Linked DNA regions of Homo sapiens: region 1 is linked to region 2. Evidence: read pairs that join two places in POLR2A ChIA-PET (ENCODE). Cell type or tissue: OCI-LY7. All regions are shown on one strand. Links, peaks and the distances in the headings refer to the core of each region. The heading gives the core; the rest is flanking DNA. Region 1 has its middle 15 kb from the start of CIT. Region 2 overlaps GCN1 (GCN1 activator of EIF2AK4).

Evidence for each region. ChIA-PET counts read pairs that join two places held together with the same protein. Peaks named below come from ENCODE experiments on the same cell type or tissue, not always from the same donor. Only the 100,000 strongest peaks of a DNase experiment are listed, where the experiment ranks them.
Region 1: POLR2A ChIA-PET joins it to region 2 with 15 read pairs; 2 of 35 experiments call an interaction of 5 or more read pairs at or near these places.

What each region holds. Positions count from the first base shown.
Region 1 is chr12:119,886,056-119,897,919 of GRCh38, forward strand. No RefSeq gene overlaps it. Among named protein-coding and RNA genes, the nearest start is that of CIT, 15 kb to the left of the region's middle. In OCI-LY7, for the core only: no CTCF peak of the experiment used is centred there; no DNase peak of the experiment used is centred there.
Region 2 is chr12:120,158,924-120,170,787 of GRCh38, forward strand. It overlaps GCN1 (GCN1 activator of EIF2AK4), which reads right to left. Exons shown (of 58, transcript NM_006836.2): 15 at 11,246-11,398; 16 at 9,285-9,377; 17 at 5,723-5,798; 18 at 5,413-5,572; 19 at 4,147-4,336; 20 at 3,924-4,048; 21 at 2,957-3,135; 22 at 2,567-2,660; 23 at 1,219-1,332; 24 at 902-1,100. Among named protein-coding and RNA genes, the nearest start is that of MIR4498, 9.4 kb to the left of the region's middle. RefSeq lists an enhancer at 8,009-8,058. In OCI-LY7, for the core only: no CTCF peak of the experiment used is centred there; DNase peaks (open chromatin) are centred at 7,564 and 7,914; H3K4me3 peaks cover 558 bases; H3K27ac peaks cover 2,500 bases.

The DNA.
Region 1 (11,864 bases), core at 3,643-6,142, 280 kb before region 2:
CTTTGACCTGAGACAAAGCTTTTAACGAGAAAAGCTAAATTTTCAAAACTCAATTAAATGGTAATTAGCCTCCCTGCCATTTGATTTAGGCAATTTTTCTACGGTGTTTTGGTATGTTCATTAATTGTGTTTCTTCAAATGTTATAAGATATAAAAACATATCTCTAATCCTTCAGCCCACTGACTTCAGGAGTGTTTTGTAATTCCCAATCCATTTATAATGCAGGAAACTCAGGCACCTGATTCATACCAACTATTCTCTAAGGACAGCTTTAAAAAAATGTCATCAAATTCATACAGTGATCCGGGTCCCCACTCTGTATACTTAACATAATTGTTACTGATGTCTAATCTACTAGAAAGAGACTAGATGAATGTCAATCTCTCAAAATTGATGCAAAGCATATACTTATTGGAAACTGTGTCTCATGCCTTGGCTAAGCTCCAATAAGTCAAATATCTTGTCCTAGGAATATGATTAAACATGCCCTACATTGGATGGGCACGGTGCCTCACATCTGTAATCTCAGCACTTTGGAAGGCAAGGTGGGCAGATCACTCGAGGCAAGGAGCTTCAGACCAGCCTGGGCAACATGGCGAAACCCCATCTCTACAAAAAAAACACAAAATTTAGCCAGACGTGGTGGTGTGTGCCTGTAGTCCCAGCTGCTTGTGGGGCTGAGGTGAGGGTATTGCTTGAGCCCCAGAGGTGGAGGCTGCAGTGAGCTGCACTCCAGCCTGGGTGACAAAGCAAGACTTTGTCTAAAAAAAAATTTTTTTTAATTATATACATATATATGCCCTATATCTTTCATCTGGGCTTGTCTTAGGCCTGCATATAATAATAACTTTTTAATAAAATTGACTCTCAGTCAGGCATGGTAGCTCATGCTTATAATCCCAGCACTTTAGGAGGCCAGGACGGGTGGATCGCTTGAGGTGAGGAGTTCAAGACCAGCCTGGCCAACATGGGGAAACCCCGTCTTTACTAAAATACAAAAAAAAAAAAAAAAATTAGCTGTGTGTGGTGGCAGACGCCTATAATCCCAGCTACTCGGGAGGCTGAGGCAGGAGAATCACTCGAACCCAGGAGGCAGAGGTTGCAGGAAGCCAAGATTGTGCCACTGCACTCCAGCCTGGGTGACAGAGTGAGACTTCATCTCAAAAATAAATAAATTAATTAATTAATATAATTGACTCCTAACCTTTCCTGTCAATCTAATATTTATTTTTTAAGTCCCTCTCCTATGCCCACGCACTCGAGCTGCACGAGAGAATCCTTTTTTTCTTTTCTTTTCTTTTTTTTTTTTTAAGAGACAGGATCTCACTATGTTGCCCAAGCTGGTGTCAAACTCCTGAGCTCAAGTGATCCTCCCACCTCATTCTCCCAAAGTGTTAGGATTACAGGCATGCGCCACCTCGCCCAGCCAAGAGCAAGAATCATGCCTGTCTTGGTGCAGGCGACAATCCTCAATATCTTACACAGTGCCTGGCCTTTGGTAGTCTCTCAATAAATTTGTATTCTCTGAATTAATGTGTGACTAAATGAATCAATGCACCTATAAGTCAATAAAGTGCTAGATATAAAGGTCAGGTGTAAAAGACACCCTGCTTTAAGTTTTCATATAAGAATGTTGTGACTGTTGATGGGTTTGAATCGGAACATGGAATAAATATCTAGAAGCAGTCATCCTGGGGAAGAACAAAAAAACACAGGAAGACATCAGTAAAAGCCCTTCAAGAGATGAGCAGAAGCCAGGCACGGTGGCTCACACCTGTAATCCCAGCACTTTGGGAAGCCAAGGTGGGCGGATCACTTGAGACCAGCCCGGCCAACATGGTGAAACCCTGTCTCCACTAAAAATACAAAAATTAGCTGGGCATGTTGGTGGGCACTTGTAATCCGAGCTACTCAGGAGGCTGAGGCAGGAGAATCGCTTGAATCTGCGAGGCAGAGGTTGCCCTGAGCCAAGATCACCCCACTACACTCCAGCCTGGGCAACAGAGTGAGACTCCGTCCCCAAAAAAAAGAAGAAAAAAAAAAGAGAGAGATGAATAGAAAATACAGGGATTAAAGTAACTGGACTATTTATTTAGTAGGAAGAATAGGAAGACTTTGTAAGACTTCAATCATTCATTTCTCCATTCACTCACTCAACAAACATTTATTGGATGCCTACTATTTGCTGACACTGTTTTTTGGTGTTGGAAAGACAGCAGGAGATAAACTGTACAAACATCTCTGGCCTGTGGAGCTCATGTTCCAGTGGGTGGAGACAGACAGCAAGCAAGATTAAGAAGTAAAATAGCCTGTGATTTCAGTATTTTGGGAGGTCGAGGCAGGTGGATCACTTGAGGTCAGGAGTTCGAGACCAGCCCGGGCAACATGGTGAAACCCCATCTCTACCAAAAATACAAAAAATTAGCTGGGCATGGTGGCGTGCACCTGTGGTCCCAGCTACTTGAGAGGCTGAGGTGGGAGGAGTGCTTGAGCTTGGGAGGCGAAGGTTGCAGTGAGCTGAGATTGCACCATTGCACTCCAGCATGCGGGACAGACTGAGACCCTGTTGCAAAAAAAAATAAAAACTAAATAGAGGTAAAATATGTTATGGGGGGAAAAGTGAACCAGGAGAAAGGCTCCTGGAGTACAGGGGAGGGTTGCAATCTTAAACAAAGTGGTCAGGAGCAGCTTGATGGAGTAAAGACCCCAAATGTGGGAAAAAGCCATGCAGGTAACTGGGGTAGAGTGGGATCAGCAAGGACAAAGGTCACGAGGTGGGAAGGAGGCTGATGTACTCAAGAAACAGTAAGGAGGTGGGTGTATTTCCTTCCTATAGCTGCTGTAACAAATGACCATGCATTTAGTGGCTTAAAACAACACAGTTTTTTTGTTTTGTTTGTTTGTTTGTTTGTTTTGTTTTTGAGACGGAGTTTCACTCTTGTCGCCCAGGCTGGAGTGCAATGAATGGCACGATGTTGGCTCACCTCTGCCTCCGGGGTTCAAGCGATTCTCCTGCATCATCCTCCCGAGTAGCTGGGATTACAGGCACGCGTCACCACGCCCAGCCAATTTTGCATTTTTAGTAGAGACAGGGTTTCTCCATATCGGTCAAGCTGGTCTCAAACTCCCGACCTCAGGTGATCCGCCTGCCTCAGCCTCCCAAAGTGCTGGGATTATAGGCATGAGCCATGGCACATGGCCTTGTGGGGTTTTTTTTTTTTTTGAGACAAGGTCTCACATTGACACTGAGGCTGGAGTGCAGTGACAAAATCATAGTGCATGCCACCATGCCCAGCTAATTTTTTTCCTGTAGCGATGTAGCAGGACGAGCAGCAGACAAAACTCCTCAGACACCAGGTTAAAGAAGGAAGGAGCTTTATTCTGCCGGGAGCTTCAGCAGACTTGCATCTCAAAAAGCCCAGCTCCCCGAGCTTACAACTCAAGGGTGGTTCGCGTGAGAAGGCTGTGATCGATTGAGCAAGCAGGGGGTATGTGGCTGGGGGATGCATGCGCTGGTAATTAGAACAGAACAGAACAAGACAGGGATTTTCACAATGCTTTTCCATACAATGTCTGGAATCTATAGATAACACAAGCAGTTAGATCAGGGGTTGATTTTTAACTACTAGGCCCAGGGCATGCAGGGCTATCTGCCTGTGGATTTCATTTCTGCCTTTTAGTTTTTACTTCTTCTTTCTTTGGAGGCAGAAATTGGGCATAAGACAGTATGAGGGGTGGTCTCCTCCCTTAGAGACAGGGTCTTGCTATGTTTCCCAGGCTGATCTTGAACTCCTGGCTTCATGTAATCCTCCTGCCTTGGCCTCCCAAAGTGCCGGGATTACAGGCATGAGCCACCACGCCCAGCCTATAAGAATACAAATTTCTTCTCTTATGGTGCTAGAGGTCAAAAGACCAACACAGGTATCACATACTAAGATCAAAGTATTGGAGTCTCTGAGAGAAAATCCTTATCCTTGCCCTTTTCAGCTTTTAGAAGCCACCTACGTTCTTTGATTCATGGCTTCATTTGCCATCTTCAAAGCGAATAATGTAGCAAATAGAGCATCTTGATTCTCTCCTTCTCTCCCGTTCCCTCTCTCTTTCTGACCCCTTTATTTGTCACATTCTTATTTCCTTATCTTTCTGGGCTTCCTCTTTTCTTCTTTCTTAAAAATATTTTTTATTTTATTTATTTTATTTTTTTTCTGAGAATCTCACTCTGTCACCCAGGCTGGAGTGCAGTGGCACTATGTCAGCTCACTGCAACCTCTGCCTACTGGGTTCAAGCAATTCTTATGCCTCAGCCTCCCAAGTAGCTGTGATTACAGGCATGCGTCACCACACCCAGCTAATTTTTTGTATTTTTAGTAGAGATGATTGACCAGGCTGGTCTCGAACTCCTGACCTCAAGTAATCCACCGGCCTCAGCTTCCCAAAGTGCTGGGATTAAAGGCGTGAGCCACTGCACCCAGTCCCTCCTTCCCTCTTATAAAGACTCTTGTATCTCATCTTGGATAATCCCGAATAACTCCCCCATCTCAAGATTTTAAATTTAATCACATTTGAAAAATCCCTTTTGTTATAAGGTAATATACCCTTGGGTTCTAGGGAATGGAATGTTGACATCTTTGAAGCACTAATATTGGGCCTACTGGAAAGGTTGAAGAAAAGTTAGTGCAGGCAAGAATAGGTAGGTGAGGTCAAAGACTTTCCTTTTTTTTTTTTTTTGAGATGGAGTCTCGCTCTGTCGCCCAGGCTGGAGTGCAGTGGCACGATCTCGGCTCACTGCAAGCTCTGCCTCCCAGGTTCACACCATTCTCCTGCCTCAGCCTCCCAAGTAGCTGGGACTACAGGCGCCCGCCACCACACCTGGCTAATTTTTTGTATTTTTTAATAGAGACGAGGTTTCACCATGTTAGCCAGGATGGTCTCGATCTCCTGACCTCGTGATCCGCCCACCTCAGCCTCCCAAAGTGCTGGGATTATAGGCATGAGCCACCGTGCCCAGCCTTAAAGACATTCCTTTTTAATGACTAAACGCTTATCCATTACAAAGAATTATGTTTGCAGTTTCATTCTTTAAGACTAACTGGATTGGCCTTTTCCATGATAAATAATATTGGGTTGCACTTTTCTACTCCTTTTGCTTTTAGACTGCTTTTGTAATGTTTTCTCTATTTTTCAACTTCTAATAAAGTGAAAACACTTGGAGAGGCTGACTGCAAGATGCATTAGTTCAGCTTTCCGTGTGAGAAAGATCTACAGAACCCAAAGATTTCTATTTGGGGCATGTATATATTGGCAAAAACACTGTCCAGCCTTGCATAGCTCTTTGCTTAAATTAATTTTTTTTTTGAGACAGGGTCTCACTCTGCTGCCCAGGCTGGAGTGCAATGGTGCAACCTCAGCTCACTGCAACCTCCAACTCCCAGGTTCAAGTGATCCTCCTGCCTCAGCCTCCTGAGTAGCTGGGACCACAGGCGCGCACCACCATGCCCGGCTAATTTTTGCATTTTACTAGAGAGGGCCACCATGTTGGCCAGGCTGGTCTCAAACTTCTGACCTCAGGTGATCTGCTGATCTGGGCCTCCCAAAATTCTGGAATTAGAAGTGTGAGCCACTGCACCGGGCCCATCTTAACTTTTTTTTTTTTTTTTTTTTTTTGAGACGGAGTTTCACTCTTGTTGCCCAGGCTGGAGTGTAATGGCGAGATCTCGGCTCACTATAACCTCCACCTCTGGGTTCAAGTGATTCTCCTGCCTCAGCCTCCCAAGTAGCTGGGATTATAGGCGCCTGCCACCACACCTGGCTAATTTTTGTATTTTTTAGTAGAGATGGGGTTTTGCTATGTTGCCCAGGCTGGTCTTGAACTCCTGACTTCAGGTGATCCGCTGACATCAGCCCCTCAAAGTTCTGGGATTACAAGTGTGAGCCACCACTCTCGGCCCATCTTAACCCTTTTTTTTTTTTTTTTTTTTGAGACGGAGTCTTGCTCTGTTGCCCAGGCTGGAGTGCAGTGGCACAATCTCGGCTCACTGCAACCTCCACCTCCCAGGTTCAAGCAATCCTCCTACCTCAGCCCCCCTAGTAGCTGGGATTACAGGCATGCGCCACCATGCCCGGCTAATTTTTGTATTTTTAGTAGAGACGGGTTTTGGCCATGTTGGCCAGGCTGATCTCAAACTCCTGACCTCAGGTCCTCCACCTGCCTCGGCCTCCCAAAGTGCTGGGATTATGGGTGTGAGCCAACACGCCATGCCATCTTAACCATTTTTAAGCGTACAGTTCAGTGGTAGTAAATGCGTTCACATGGTTGTGCAAACATCACCACCATCCATACACGGAACTCTTTTCATCCTGCAAAACTAAAACTCCATCCCCATTAAACACAAACTCCCCATTCTCCACTCCCCCAAAGCCCTGGAAACCACCATTCTACTTTCTGTCTCTGAAATTTTGACTACTCTAGATATCTCATATAAGTGGAATCATATAATATTTGTTCTTCTGTGACTGGTTTGTTTCCCTTAACACAAGTTCATCCATGTTGTAGCATGTGTCAGAATTTCCTTCCTTTTTAAGACTGAATAATAGTCTATTGTATGGATAGACCACATTTTGTTTATCCATTCATCTGTTTTGGGAAGGGGGTTGTTTGTTTGCTTTGAGAAAGGGTGTTGCTCTGTCACCCAGGCTGGAGTGCAGGGGTGTGATCAGGGCTCACTGCAAGCTCCAACTCTTGGGCTCAAGCAATTCTCCCACCTCAGCCTCCTGAGTAGCTGGAATGGCAGGCATGCACCACGACATCATTTTGTTTGTTTGTTTTTTGTTTTTGAGACAAGGTCTCATTCTGTTGCCCAGGCTGGAGGGCAGTGGTGTGATCTTGGCTCACTGAAACCTCCACCTCCCAGGTTCAAGCAATTCTCATGCCTCAGCCTCCCAAGTAGCTGGGATTACAGGTGTGCACTACTATGCCCAGCTAATTTTTGTATTTTTAGTAGAGATGGGGGTTTCACCATGTTGGCGAGGCTGGTCTCAAGCTCCTGACCTCAGGTGATCCACCCGCCTCGGCCTCCCAAAGTGCTGGGATTATAGGCAAGAGCCACTGTGCCCGGCCCCCATTCATCTGTTGATGAGCACTTGGGTTTACTTCTACCTTTTGGCTATTGTGAATAATATGTACAAATATCTCTTTGAATCCCTGATTTCAATTATTTTGGATATATCTCCCGAAGTGGAATTGCTGGATCATAAGGAAATTCTATTTTGAGTTATTTAAGGAACCACCATTCTGTTTCCCACAGTAGCTGCATCATTTTACATTCCCAGCAATGCACCAGGGCTCCGATTTCTCTACATCCTCGTCAACACTTGTTGTTTTCTGTTTGGCAGTAGGCGTCCTAATGGGTGGGAAGTGGCATCTCCTTGCATAGTTCTTCGAAGCTGTCACATCAGCTCTTTACTTCCCACATATTACGTAAAGGGAGAATGCCAGCATATGCCCTCCATAGCCTTAATTCTGAACTCCTGACTTCCATTTCCTGGTCCACCCCGGGAGAACTGGACAGAAACTGAAGGAGTCATGATGTTCTCCAAAATGAAGCACAAGGAAATAGGTTTAAGCCAGCTGATTCCCAAGCTAGGCTAGGAGACTTTACAGATGATCAAATTTCCAAATGTATGTGTGTGTGTGTGTCTCTGTGTGTGTGTGTGTGTGTGTGTGTGTGAGACTGACATAGGATTTCAACAACTTATTTTGCAAAATAAGAATATTTTTTAAAATGTTTAATGTTATTTTATAATATTTTTGTTTTATAATATTTTATTCTGCTTTATTTAAAGACAGAGCCTCGCTATATTGTCCAGGCTGGAGTATGGTGGCTATCCACAGGAATGATCACAGCTCACTGCAGCCTTGAACCCCTGGGCAATCCTCCTGCCTCAGCCTCCCTAGTAGCTGGGACTACAGATGCATGTCACAGCACCTGGTTCTATTATTTTATTTTATTTAAAAATAATATGTATTTTAATATTTCTAAATGTTCAAATAATTTTAAAAGAGCATCTGTTATCATGACTTCATAAAAGCAATGAAATTAAAATGACAGAAAAACTGAGACTATATTATTCAGGATTCTCCAGAGATGCAGAGATGCAGAACTAATCAAAGATATATACATGCATACATACACATCTATTATACATACACACCCATATATACACACATACATATGCACACACACACATACATATCCATATACTTACACACATATATACACACATACACACATATATAATACACATATGTATACACACATGCACACACGCATACACATAACCACATATATACACACATACACATATGCACACATATATGCCCATATATAATACACACATATACACACATACACACATATACAGAAACACATATACACACGTATACACATGAATACACATATACATATGTATATACATACACACGTGTATACACATATTTATACATACATATATACACAAATATACACACATATATATGCTTACACGATATATACATACATATATACACATACATATATATACATACCAACATCTGTACATATATATACATACACACATATACACACATATATACATACACACACATATATACACACACACAATATACATACACACCTAGATACACACACACCTATATACACACACACACACATCTCTGAAGCTGGCAGACCTGGGTTTAACTTCTAGCTATGCCCCTTATTACCTGTGTGTAGGCAAATTATGTAACCTCTTTTTTGTCTCCATTTCGTCATCTATAAAATAAGATCACAACACCTACCTCCCTGGGCTGTTGTAAGAAATATGTTACATAATTTGCCTCCGACCTGGGTTTCTTCCAGGGGTCTTTATCTTAGAAAATGTCCATCTGGAAGTATACAAACCTGAAGCTAGGCAATGAAGCTGTAAAAGTTTTTCTGGGGAAGTGCTCTCTGAGCTGATATCAGAAGGAAAGGTGGGAGTTAACCAGGGAAAGAGTGGGAGAAAATATTCCAGGCAGAGGGAACAGCACATTCAAAGACCCAGCAGTGAAAAGGAGCCCTGACAGGAAGATGTTGGTCAAAAGGTACAAAGTTTCACTTGATAGGATGAATCAATTCAGGAGAGCTATTGTACTGCATGGTGACTCTAGTTAATAACAATGTACTGTGTGCTTGAAATTGGCTAAAAAATAGATGTTGGCTAGGCTTGGTGGCTCATGCCTGTAATCCCATTGCTTTGGGAGGCCAAGGGCAGGAGTTTGAGACCAGCCTGGTCCATCCTGGTGAAACCCCATCTCTATGAAAAATACAAAAATGAGCCAGGCATGGTGGTGGGCACCTGTAATCCCGGCTACTTGGGAGGCTGAGGCAGGAGAATCGCTTGAACCCGGGAGTTGGAGGTTGCAGTGAGCTGAGATCGTGCCACTGCACTCCAGCCTGGGTGACAGAGTGAGACTCTGCCTCAAAAAAAAAAAAAAAAAGTAGATGTTAAATGTTCTCACTACAAATAAAGGTGAGGTGATGAATATGTTAATTAGTTTGATTTAATCATTTCACATGTATACGTACATCAAAACCTCATGTTGCACACTGTAAATGTACACAATGTGTATTTGTTGATTATACCTTAATAAAGGTGGAGGAGGAAGGGCAAGAGAGCCTTGAGTATCAAATTGAAAGAAAGCAGTGTCCCTAAAGCTCTGAACACAGTGAGGGATGAAGATGAGGGCTTAGTTGAATACTTTGGTTTTGAAATGCGTGTCCACTTCTAATGGCTGCTATAACAATTTTTCAGCAACGTGGTGGCTAAAAGCAAACAAAATTTATTCCCTCACAGTTCTAGAGGCTAGGAATATGAAATCACTATTGCTGGACTGAAATCAGCGTGTCAGCAGGGGATACACTCCCTCGGGAGCCTCTAGCAGGAGAATCTTTGCCTTTCCTCACTTAGCTTCTGGTAGCTGCCAGCATTCCTTGGCTTGTGGCTGTTTCACTCCAATCTTCAAGCCTAGCATCTTTAAGTCTCCCTCTGCTCTGTCTTCATGTCACCTTCTCTGTATGTTGTCCGATCTCCCTCTGCCTCCCTCTTAAAAGAATATATGTGACTGGGCGCGGTGGTTCACGCCTTTAATCCTGCACTTTGGAAGGATCACTTGAGCCCAGGAGTTTGAGACCAGCCTGAGCAACACAGTGAGACCTTGTCTACAAAAAAATCAAAAAATTAGCTGGGCTTGGTGGTGCATACTGTGGTCCCAGCTACTTAGTAGGCTGAGGTGGGAGGATTGCTTGAGCCCAGAAGGTGGAGGCTGCAGTGAGCCACAATTGCACCACTGCACTCCTGCCTGGATGGCTGAGCAAGGCTCTGTCCCAAAAAAAGAAAAAAAAAAATGCTTGATAGAATCCAGAACAATCTCTCCATCTCAAGACCCTTCTTTTTTATTTTTTTTTTTGAGACAGTCTTGCTCGTTGCCCAGGCTGGAATGCAGTGGTGAGATCTCAGCTCATTGTAACCTCTGCCTCCCAGGTTCAAGTCATTCTCCTGCCTCAGCCTCCTAAATAGCTGGGATTACAGGCACCTGCCACCACGCCCAGCTAATTTTTGTATTTTTAAAAGAGACAGGGTTTTGCCCTGTTGGCTAGGATTGTCTTGAACTCCTTACCTTAGGTGAGCCACCTGCCTCGGCCTCCCAAAGTGTGGGGATTACAGGCACGAGCCACTGCACCTGGCCATCTCAAGATCCTTAATCACATCTTCAAAGCTTTTCCTTCCTTTTTTTTTGGAGATGGAGTCTGGCCTTGTCACTCAGTCTGGAGTGCAGTGGCATGATCAAGGTTCACTGCAACTTCCGCTTCCCGGGTTCAAGCCATTCTCCTGCCTCAGCCTCCTGAATAGGTGGGACTATAGGCGCGCACCGCCACGCCCGGCTAATTTTTTGTATTTTTTAGTAGAGACGGGTTTCACCGTGTTGCCCAGATTGGTCTCGGACTCCTGAGCTCAGGTAATCCACCCGGCTCGGCCTCCCGGAGTGTTAGGATTATAGGCGTAAACCACCGCACCCGGCCATTCAAAGAGCCTTTTTCTAAATAAGGTAACATTTACAGGGATTAGGACATGGCCATCCTTTGAGGGACTATTCTGCAGCCTACCACAAAAAAATGCATTTTATAATCAAGGCCTGGCATACAGAGAGCATTGAATAAATATTGGCTACTAGTATCATTACCAATGTCAAAATCATTACTATCTAAGATATCTTGTTTGCCTTTTCACCTTAACTCCATGCAACTAGACTTGAGCAAAATTTTAGGGATTAGTCATCCGCTTTTTCATTTATTTACTTATTTTTGGGCAATATGTACATTTACATAGTTCAAACTCAAAAGGCACATCCAAAGAGAATATCTCCCTCCAGACTACCATTTCCTCTTCATGGAGGTATCAATGAACGACTTTTATGTGATTCCTCCCAGAATTACATTCCATAGAAAAACCACATATTTGACCAGGCGCAGTGTCTCATGCCTGTAATCCCAGCACTTTGAGAGGCCGAGGAGGGAGGACTGCTTGAGTCTAGGAGTTTGAGACCAGCCTGGGCAATATACCAAGACCTCATCTCTACTAAAAATAAAAAAAATTACCAGACGTATTGGTTTTCGCCTATAATCCCAGCTACTCAGGAGGCTGAGTCAGGAGAATCGCTTGAACCTAGGAGGCAGAAGTTTCAGTGAGCCGAGATTGCACCATTGCACCCCAGCCTGAGTGACAAGAGCAAAACTCTGTCTCAAAAAAAAAAAAAAAATAACATAATGAAATCCTGTCTCTACTA
Region 2 (11,864 bases), core at 6,303-8,802:
ATGGCATGAACCCGGGAAGCGGAGCTGGCAGTGAGCCAAGATGGCGCCACTGCACTCCAGCCTGGGTGACAGAGTAAGACTCCGTCTCAAAAAAAAAAAAAAAAATCTTTCTGCTTCGCCAAAATGTCCCCAGCCTAATTTCTCACTTGATCTTTGTGACAGCCTCAGAGGGCAGGTAGGCAGAGAGTTGCCCTTTGGACATTTAAGAAATGAGTACGCTGACAGGAGACAAGGGCCACCAAAGAGTCATTCAGCCAAGAGTACAGCTCTATCTGTGCAGCATCTCCACCTCTACGCAACAAGCCCAGACAGCCAGGTGACACTTCTGGCAGGTTTCATATGCACCAGCTGACTTTTCCACTCAGAACAGTTCCCAGATTCTAGCCTCACCCGTGGGAACATCACCGTTAGGCCAGGATAGAAGTCTGCTGAAGGCCACTAAACAACCCACAGAAGCAAGGCCACCAGAACTGCCAGCCACCCTACCTGGTGTTTGTTTCTCCAGAGCTAAGAGGAAGCTAAAGGTCTCAAGGGCCTCTGCTCACTGCTGTCATGTGGCTGTTCAGGAGATCTGGGCTGGGCTGAGCCACCAAACCATCCTCACTGCCACTGAACTTCTGACTTCTTAGTTTTAAAACTGGTATACAAAGATCGAACACTGACTAGCATCTAAAACCTACTCCTCAGAGGGAGGGCACAGATGTGAAGTGGGAGAGAAGAGGAGGCACTACGTCTCTCCTAAGCATATCCAGCTTGAGTCTCCAAGGCTGCTTCCACAAGAAAACAAAACTCAGCAGCTGAGGTCACCACCCACCTCCCCACAAGCACTCAGGGGCACACCCTGTCCAAGCACTCAGGGGCACCCCTGGGCCATCCCTGCAGCCAGCAAACAAGGACTAACCCAAAGCCTTGAGCCTAGAGGGCATGACACAGGCAGCCAAGGACAAGAAGGGGTTCTTGATCCTGGGAGCAGCCAGGGGAGACTTCAGCAAGGGCAGAAAAGAGTCGACCAAAACAGGGATGTACTGGGTCAGGCCGGACGGGTTCTTGGCCAGGATGATGTCCAGCAGTCCAAGCGCCGCCTCCAGCTCCCCATCCAGCTGCAAGCAGAGTTGTCCAGAAGGCAGGTCAGCAGGGCCCTGCTTGTGACAGCAAGCAGCAGGACCAAGCTGCCCAGCACTCTTCCGGCTTGAGCATGTGGCGGAGGTGGCCACTCACCTCCTGCAGCCGCCTCCGGACCTGCGCCTCCCTGTCTAGCTGGGCCTGCAGCATCTCCTTCTGCTTGCTGGTCAGCTGCACCTCCTCTTTGATGCCTTTCTTCTTCTTTATCTCCTAAAGAGGATGGGCAAACCAACCAATCCCATCTCCAGGGAACAGACCTCCCTCCCCAACAGAGGAAGGTGAGCTTGCTTCCACACAAACAGCACCATACCAGCTCTAAGTGTGAGTTGGGCCCCTGAACCCACCATGTGCACCCCCAACCTCCCACAAAGTCCACAGCCACCTGGTTTCTATAGAATGGAGACAGCAATAGAGAAGTAGTTGTTTTACTGGATTCTCTACTGACAAAGGCTAAGAGGGCTTTTTATGTTAGAGAAATAAAGGTTCCTCAATGTACTCAAAAGGGTATTCTGACAGCCAAATGGATTCAGAATCAAAACTTTAGCCTCCTCCTCTCCAACCCCTTCCTACATAAGCTCTCCCACAGGATAAGCTGAAGCTTAGAAAAGGCCTGCTATAGTGGCCTGAGACAACAAGCCACAGAACTCACTCACTCATTCAGCAAACATTTAGTGAGCACCTGGATTGTGCCAGGCACTGTTCCAGATGGCAGGAATATCGTAGGAACAAGATAAAGTCCCTGCCCTCACGGAGCTCACAATCTAGCAGGCGAAGATAGATAATAAACAAGTCAACAAGCACATAAACAAGATGCTTTTGGGTTATGATAAATGTTAGTAAAGAAACAAATATGATGTTTAGTAAAAGGGAGGAAGGGTGGGGTCTACTTTGGATAGGGTGGACAAGCTGGCCACCTCTCTGAGAAGCACACATGTGGACTGAGATGAGAAAGACAAGAAGAATCCTGCCTTGTAAAGACAGAGAGAAGAGCAAACGCTGAGAAGGAAAGAGTCCTGTGTGCTCTGCTCCTGTCAGAACCTGCTCTGCCCAAAGCTGAATTCAGCAATCAAGTCATGATTCCCCAGAAGTCCCACTGTACCAGGCGCTGTGCCTGCTATCAGGAGTCTAGATGGGTCCCAGTCTTCAAGGAAGTGGAGGGACAGACATGGAATCCAGCAACACCACTTAGCAGAGGAGACACGTGCACTGTCGCCAGCACCCAGCAGAGAAAGAAACCGGTTTTGAGTTGTGGGTGGAAGAAGCTATGAAGCAAGGGTGAAGGGAAAGTGTGCCAGTGCACCAGACACTGGTCAGGGGCATCAGAGGAGTGTGCCATGGGCCTCAGGATGTTCCAAGTGAACAGCATATGTGCAGTGGGAAAAGCCACCAGCTTGAGGCCACCAAGCTCAGCAGCCACCTTCCGTAAGTGCCTCCGTGTACTCACCTCCTTCAGCTCCAGCTCGATGATCTGCTCTTTGAAGGAATAAGCTTTGTTCTCTCGCTTCATGTTGGCCTTTTTTATGCTGTCCTGCTGGGCACTGAAACACCAGAGTGGGTCATCAGCCAGCTTGAAAAGCACCGCAAGTCCTGTCAGCCTCCCGCCAGCCATGCAATTCCAACTAGCTGTTAAGCACTGTGCACCAGCACAGTGCCGGATACTGGACACACTTAAATACCCAGGACCTAAGCACCGTGCCGGGGACACAACAGGCGCTTAGCCAATGAATGGATAGGCTGTTGCATTCAACTCACAGGAGGCACTGGCTCCATTCTACACACAAGAAAACTATGCCTTGGGGAGCAAAGGAAACTGAGCCCATAAGTGAGGTCTCACCTCTGAATGATGGATTTGTCATACAGCTCCCCAGCAGGGGTCTGCATAATGGCAAACTCCTCCCGCGTCACCAGGCGCAGTGCAGGGTTCTGCACGGAGGCAGTGATGGTGCTGATGAGCTGTGGGAGGACCCGGTCCGGCGACAGGACGGAAAGGGAGCCCATGGCATTCATGGAGGACTGCCAGACAAACGCAGACATGGTCAGTGTGTGCCAAGGCTGGCACTGGCAAGAGGTCCACCACACCTGAATGCCCCTAGCACTGGCTCCCCTTCTTTATGCCACTGCCTTGTTACTCCTGGGCAATGCCCATCACAGTGGCCGGCTGGAGTCTGCGTCTGCTTTCCTCACCAAGCAGTGCTCCTCTGTCTGACACAGCACCTGACGTGAGGTGATACACTCCTTCCCAATTCTCAATCTCCGTGGTTCAGGTGGAGCTGCCCTCACTTTTTCCAGAGGTAGGCATGTGACCCAGAACAGAAGGATGGGTGCAGAGATGAGCATGGCACCCAAGTCAGATTAATCAGGGTCAAAGCGACCCCAAGCCAGTAGACATTATTGAAATATGCAAGCTATTCCCCTAGGAGCTGATGGCAAGACAAAGCCTGGAACTCTAGCAGCTCTTGTGCTACCAGAAAGGGAAAGCCTGAGAATGGAGCCCACATCGTGGAAAACAGAGACAACAGACAAAGATGGATGGGACAGAGTAAGAGAGACATCACCTACAATGTTCCAAGGGCAACATGTGAACCCCTGTAGCCAGTCATATCCTTGGACTTTGCAGGTAAATGAGGCAGTAAGTTCCCTTTTGTGCTTAAACCAGTTTACATTTCTGTCACGTGCAACCAAGGGTCCAAGCCTACATTTCATCCATCTTCACCTGCTTCTTTGAATCCTCTCTTCCTGTACACTGTGATGAGAGGGCCCCCTCCCGGACCTGAGGCCAGACCAGCTCATGTGCCCGTCACCTGGTTTAGGGGACTCTGTGTGGTCATCCTGGGAATGATCTGATCCAGGTGCCTGGTGATAAAGGCTTCAGGATCGATCTTCATCCTGGCAAGAAGTGCTGGCCAAAGTCCAGACTGCACGGCAACTGAAGGGGAAGGGAGCTCTTTGAGGCCTTCTGCCTGGCCTGCTCTTACCCCATCCCCTAAAGCTCTGGGCTCTCCCACACCCACCGCAGCCACGGACCTAAGGATGGGTGGTGGGAGATGATCAGCATTTCCTGGGCCAGTTGTTCAGTGTCGGTGACATCACCCTTGAGCCCTGGCACACCGGAGATGACACACAGAGCCTCCTGCAGGACCCGTGGAGGCACGTAGGCCTTGCCTGCCTCAGTCACCTCTCCAGCATCAGTCACCAAAGCCTCTAAGGGCAGCACCTGTGTGGAGACACATGAGATAATACTGCTAAGAGCCCTGTGCAGGCTTGGAACACAGGAACCAAATATGCTACGGACACAGCGGCCCCTCACTCAGTTCTTCCCTGGGGTCCTTGCTGGAGTAGAAATGGATGCCCAGCTTCCTGCAATGGGACCCACAGGCTGTGAGATGTGCCTGGAAGAAGGAAGCACCTGTGGCTTTGCATCTAAAAAGCCTGCAGGGGTAAAGAAGGCACCAGGAACTGGTCCAGGAGACCCAGCCTGTGGTGGCAAGTCTGTCACTGGCCCACATTCCTCAACAGGCTTTGGGAGGGAGGGAAGCAGTGGAACACGGCACAAAGAGCACAGAAATAACAGCCAGGTCTTTGAGGGTCTCCCTCCGTCGGGGGAGACCCTGTGCAAGTCATTTGAACTCCTAGAACCCTGGTCAATTCATATGACACAAGAATAACAAGCCCTATTTGCCTTTGAAACGCATTGTTAAAAAAAAAATCAAAAGGAAAAAATGGGTAGAAAATGCTTTAAAAAGTACAAAGTGCTTTAAAAACATAAAGTGTTATTCAATTAATCAAGGATAAAGGGGGAGGGCACGGTGGCTCGTGCCTGTAATCCCAACACTTTGGGAAGCCGAGGTAGGAGGATCACTTCAGCCTAGAAGTTCGAGATCAGCCTGGGCGACATGGCGAGACCCCATCTCTACAAAAAATCAAAAATCAAAAAATTAGCGGCCACTGCAGGTGGTGTGCACCTATAGTCCCAGCAACTTGGGAGGCTGAGGTGGAAGGATCGCTCAAGCTTGGGAAGTAGAGGTTGCAGTGAGCAAAACAAAACAAAACAAAACAAAAACCCCAAAAACCCTGGAAAAAAGGTTAAGCTACATGTGAAAAAAAGTCTCTGAAAAGGAAAAGGAATCCTATGAAAGATGTTACTGGAGCTTGACGGCAGAGCAGAAGATGCTGGCATCACACAGATTAAGAAAGAACACCCAGGGAGTGGCCCAGCCAAAACCCCACATCGTAAGCAGGGGCAGCTAAGTGGATCCAAGAGCCCCAGTTCTAGAGCCCAGATGCCCTCACCTTGTGAGAACTGAGGACAGTCTTCAGCTCCTCCAAGAGTCCGTGCGCCAGCTTAAAGCCCCCAAGAGAGGACAGCAGCTTCCGAACTGTCTGCTGAGCCTGCCTGCGGACGTGCCAGGTGCGGCTCAGGAGCACCGCCACCAGAGCCCGGTGGTACTGCCTGCAAGCACAGGGACAGACAGGTCTGGGGGAAGGCCAAGAGCAGGGCTTTCCACAGCCAACCCTTCCACCTGCCACACACCCTTTCTCGGGTTCCTGCCAGCCTTTGCCTCATTTGGCCCAAAAGAAAAGGTAAGCCAGCCTCACGTACTGAACTTTGTTGCCAGTGAGTCTATGCGGGTGGTCAAGGAAAAGTCTCTCTGTCAGATGCAACACAGTACACAGGGCTTGGAGGGAAGAAAAGGAATGGAAGTGTTTTTAAAATAGTTAAGTGTACACATACATACCAATACCCAGAAATAACTGGAATGAACTGAAAATTAACACCAAAATATAAATGTGATTATCACTCGAAGTGAAATTACAGCTTGTTTTTTTTTTTTTGCTTATGCACACATGTATTTTGGAATCAGTAAAGTATATACTATTTTTATTTATTTTATATATAATATACACACATATACACATATATACACATATATATACATATACATATATACACATATATACACACACACACACACACACACACACACACACACATATATATATATATATTTTTTTTTTTGAGAGACAGTCACGCTCTGTCGCCCAGGCTGGAGTGCAGTGGCACGATCTCAGGGCTTACTGCAAGCTCCGCCTCCCAGGTTCACACCATTCTCCTGCCTCGGCCTCTCGAGTAGCTGGGACGACAGGCACCCGCTAATTTTTTTATATTTTTTAGTAGAGACTGGGTTTCACCATGTTAGCCAGGATGGTCTCGATCTCCTGGCCTCGTGATCCACCTGCCTCAGCCTCCCTAAGTGTTGGGATTACAGGCGTGAGCCACTGCACCAGGCCAAATTTTGTATTTTTAGTAGAGACGGGGTTTCACCAGGTTGGCCAGGTTGGACTTGAACTCCTGACCACAGGTGATCCACCTGCCTCGGTCTCCCAAAGTGCTAGGATTACAGGCGTGAGCCACCGCACCTAGCCTATTTTTACTTTTTTTGAGACAGAGTCTCGCTATGTTGCCCAGGCTACAGTGCAGTGGTGCAGTCTTGGCTCACTACACCCTCCGCCTCCCAGGTTCAACTAATTCTCCTGCCTCAGCCTCCTGAGTAGCTGGGATTACAGAAGCCCACCAGCAAGCCTGGCTAATTTTTTTTTTTCTATTTTTAGTAGAGACGAGGTTTCACCATGTTGGCCAGGATAATTCTGAACTCCTGACCTCAAGTGATCAGTCCACTTCAGCCTCTCAAGGTGCTAGGATTACAGGCATGAGCCACCATGCCAGGCCTATGTATTTTGTTTTCGTTGTTGTTGTTGTTGTTTTGAGACGGAGTCTTGCTCTGTCACCCAGGCTGGAATACAATGGTGCAATCTCGGCTTACTGCAACCTCCGCCTCTTGGGTTCAAGAGATTCTCCTGCCTCAGCCTCCCGAGTAGCTGGGATTACAGGCACCTGCTACCACGCCCAGCTTATTTTTGTATTTTTATTAGAGACAGGGTTTCACCATGTTGGCCAGGATAGTCTCGATCTCGACCTCATGATCTGCCCGCCTCGGCCTCCCAAAGTGCTGGGATTACAGGCGTGAGCCACCGTGTCCGGCCCCAGCCTATTTTTTTTTAATAATTAAAAATTACGGCCAGGCACAGTGGCTCACGCCTGTAATCCCAGCACTCTGGGAGGCCAAAGCAGGCAGGTCACCTGAAGTCAGGAGTTCGAGACCAGCCTGGCCAACATAGTAAAACCCCGTCTGTACTAAAAATACAAAAATTAGCCAGGTGTGGTGGTGTGCACCTGTAGTCCCAGCTACTCAAAGAGGCTGAGGCAGGAGAATTGCTTGAACCCGGGAGGTGGAGGTTGCAATGAGCAGAGATTGCACCACTGCACTCCAGCCTGGGCAACAGAGTGAGACTGTCTCAAAAAAAAAAAAAAAAAAAAATGCCTGATCCGGTGGCTCACGCATGTAATCCCAGCACTTTGGGAGGCCAAGGTGGGCGGATCATGAGGTCAGGAGACCAAGACCAGCCTGGCTAACACTGTGAAACCCCATCTCTTCTAAAAATACAAAAAATTAGCCAGGCGTGGCGGCATGCACCTGTAGTCCCAGCTACTCAGGAGGCTGAGGCAGGAGAATGGCGTGAACCCGGGAGGCGGAGCTTGCAGTGAGCTGAGATCGCGCCACTGCACTCCAGCCTGGGCGACAGAGCGAGACTCTGTCTCAAAAAAAAAAAAAAAAAATTACTAAGGCCAGGCACGATGGCTCATGTCTGTAACACCAACACTTTTGGAGGCTGAGGCAGGAGAATTGCTTAAGCCCAGGAGTTCAAGGTCAGCCTGGGCAACATGGTGAAACCCCCGTCTCTTAAAAAAAAATACAAAAATTAGCCAGATGTGGTGGTGTGCACCTGTAGTCCCAGCTACTCAGGAAGCTGAGGTGGGAGGACCACCTGAGACCAGGGAGGTCGAGGCTGCAGTGAGCCATGACTGTGTCACTGCACTCCAGCCTGGGCAACAGAGTGAGATCCTGTCTCAACAACAACAACAACAACAAATTACTATGGAGTTATAAAAAGAGGCCGGGCATGGTGGCTCATGCCTGTAATCCCAGCACTTTGGGAGGCCGAGGCAGGTGGATCACCTGAGGTCGGGAGTTCGAGACCAGCCTGACCAACATGGAGAAACCCCATCTCTACTAAGAAAAAAAAAAACAAAAACAAAATTAGCCTGGTGGTAGTGGCACATGCCTGTAATCCCAGCTACTCAGGAGGCTGAGGCAAGAGAACCGCTTGAACCCAGGGGGAGAGGTTGCGGTGGGCTGAGATCATGCCACTGCACTCCAGCCTGAGCAATAAGAACGAAACTCCATCTCAAAAAAAAAAAAAAAAAAAAGAATGATGAAGTTCATTATATACTGATATGGACTCATTTCCAGGTCTAGAAAGCACAGTACATACGGCAGGCACACTACCATTTGTGTAAAAAAGGTACAGAACAAACATATACAGGTATTTACTTGCATATATATAAAATATCAAGGCTACAGAAGAAGCTAATAAAATTGGTTATCTATAGCCGAGGAACTGGGTAGCCAGAGATCAAAGCAGGGGTATAATTTTCAATGTAGACCCTCTTGTATCTATTTTTGAATTACATTAGTCTATTTCCTTTTCAAAATTTAGCTAAAAATTTTTCTAAAACCAGGAAATGACTAACAGTTGTAGCTCATTAATGGGATGTTGCGATTTATGAGTCAAACGACTCTTCAAATCACCAATTAGTGGCAGACACTCCTAAGGCAACGTAGAATATTAAACACATATTTAAAATTCAACTGTTCCTTTTCTGCCAGGATAGAAACCAGTAGTTTTTGTGTCTCTTGGTGGGGGAGTAGAGCCTGCCAGACTCCACAAGAGCTTCTCAGCTGCCTTAACACAAGAAAACCTCCGAGACAGCACCAATTACCCAATCAGCTATAATTACAGCTCATGTCGTAGCTCCACAGCCATTACTGCTCTGTCTCCACACATCTCCCAAGTCCCATTTCCCTAACCTTATGTTCCCTACAGGAATGAATTTATTCCCACAACAGCTAAGCTGTTGGCCAGATCACTCTGGCCCAGGTTTTTGCAGACCTGACTGGTTGGTCAAGAAAGGGTCCTCTCTGAAGATTTTCCAAAGAGACTTTGCCTCAATCCCGAGTTCAACTAAGCATGGAGTAACTTACCATCCTCTGAAGCCATGACCAGGAATTTCTCAGAAGTGAAAACCTGCTTTTTCTCATCCACAATCAACTGCCAGAAACTGCTCAGTTTGGCCTCTGCAAGAAACAAAAGGTTACCCCACGACGCAGCTCACCACATCCCCCAGAGCTGATCTACTCCATCCTGAAGCTGCTGGGGTGGGCTTTGCTGACAAACCCTCCTCTGCAGCAGGAGGCTCAGTGCTCTTCCATTTGGGGAACTGACCTCAGTCCTTCTGGTATCACCTCCTGTACGAAACTCTTCGGTGGCTCTCTGCTGCCTACAGGATCCTAGGTGAACTGCTTCTCATCCGGAATTCCCATCCACCCCAGGCGCCAAGCTGGAATACCTGAGGTTTACAGACTCTGGCTTTCCCTGCCCTTCCCTGACTGGGGCTGTTTGGACTCACACTGGGCCATCCCTTCAGGATAATGAAATCCTTCAGAGGCTTCAGGGTACCAGTTCAAATGCTTCCTCCATGAAGCCCTTCCCAATACCCACCCCCCCAACTAAAAGCAATCTCTCCTTCAAAACTGCTCTAATGCCGCATTTTGTCTTAAGCTACGGATATATTTCTGTATTTCCTCGCGCCTACTGTGAAGTAAGCACCCTGAAATTTGCTGAAGAAGGTCATGTTCATCTTAGCATTCCCCCAGGTAGCCCAGTGCCTTGCATGGCCACAGTGAGCACACGATATTACATGAGGAGAGCTGAGCTCCATTCCTAACCAAAGGAGTTAAGTTCAGGTGTGTCCCAGTGCAGAGATTGGGAGATGAAATAAAGAAAGCCTGGCCGGGCGCAGTGGCTCACGCCTGTAATCCCAGCACATTGGGAGGCTGAGGTGGGTGGATCACAAGGTGAGGAGATTGAGACCATCCTGGCTAACACGATGAAACCCTGTCTCTACTAAAAATATAAAAAATTAGCCGCGCGTGGCGGCGTAGCGCCTGTAGTCCCAGCCACTCGGAAGGCTGAGGCAGGAGGCGGAGCTTGCAGTGAGTCGAGATCGCGCCACTGCACTCCAGCCTGGGCGACAGAGCGAAACTCCGTCTCAAAAAAAAAAAAAAAAAAAGAAAAAAAAAAAAGAAAAGAAAGCCTGAAATACGATGTAGCCACAAAAAATAATGAGAAAGCTCTTTCTGATGTACTGATTTGGAATCATTTCGAAGATATATTATATATAGTATATATATTATATATTATAAGTAATATGGCATATAGCGTATGTTCCCCAGCATGTTCAATTACATAACACACTATGTCTGGACATAAAATTGGTAATACTGTTTTTTCTTTCTTAGACAAAGTCTCACTGTGCCACCCAGGCTGGAGTGCAGTGGAGCAATCCCAGCTCACTGCAACCTACGCCTCCTGGGTTCAAGCGATTCTCCTGCCTCAGCCTCCCGAGTAGCTGAGATTACAGGCATGCGCCACCACACCCAGCTAATTTTTGTACTTTTAGTAAAGACGGGGTTTCACCATGTTGGCCAGAATGGTCTCGAAATCTTGACTTCGTGATCCGCCTGCCTCGGCCTCCCAAAGTGCAAAATTGGTAACACCGTTTACAGAGGGAAACTTAACGGCTACGGGAAAAGACAGGGCTAAGGGGAAGCTTCTCATGTTATATCCTTTTGAATTTTGTACTGTATGAATGTATAACCAACTGAAACAAACAGTCCCAATACTAAACCCTGGTCCATCTAGGTATCATCTACAAGCCTGTGTAGCACTGGAGCAACAGAATGAAGGAGGACAGTGACACAGTCCCCTGACTGCATTCCCACTGCCCATGCAACCATGAGGTTCATCCTGCAGATGACAAGCAAACCTGTGGCTGATCCAGTGTGGTCAGGACCAAGCTAATCCTGAACATCAAGACACACCTCCCAAGGACTCTTGTCAGAGGCCCCTGTCTCTACCATCCTAGACACCTCTGGACTCATACCAGCCTGTGAGTCAGCCACTGACAACTTTAAGAGCAACAAGGCTGCGGCAACCCCTTCAGTGATGGTGGGAACCTGAGTGCTTTGGGAGGCTGCCTTCTCCACTGTCTGGATGAGCAAGGGCAGTAAGTCCAGGGCCTGCAACAGCGTGTCACCTGTGGAGAGAGGACAAGCACCTTAAAGGACATCCTGATCCTTGGAAATGACAGGACTGAGAAAGGATTTATCTAACCAGCTGTGAACCAGACGACTAAAACCCTTCAGTTAATTTTTCAAATATCTCAAAAAGAAGTGAAGTGAAATCAAAACTTAAATCAAACTCTACAGCCACAAAATTAGAGGGAGAAAGATAATCCTTATGGCCAGGTGCGGTAGCTCACGTCTGTAATCCCAGCACTTTGGGAGGCCGAGGCGGGTGGATCACCTGAGGCTGGGAGTTCGAGATCAGCCTGACCAACATGGAGAAACCCCGTCTCTATTAAAAATACAAAATTAGCTGGGCGTGGTCCAGTTATTCAATTGATGGATAAGCAGAGACATTAGGTGTGTTGCTCAAGGTCACACGGCTAGTTGAGGCAAGTCAGAGCCACCCTCAATCCTGTCAATTCCCATCTGGTACTC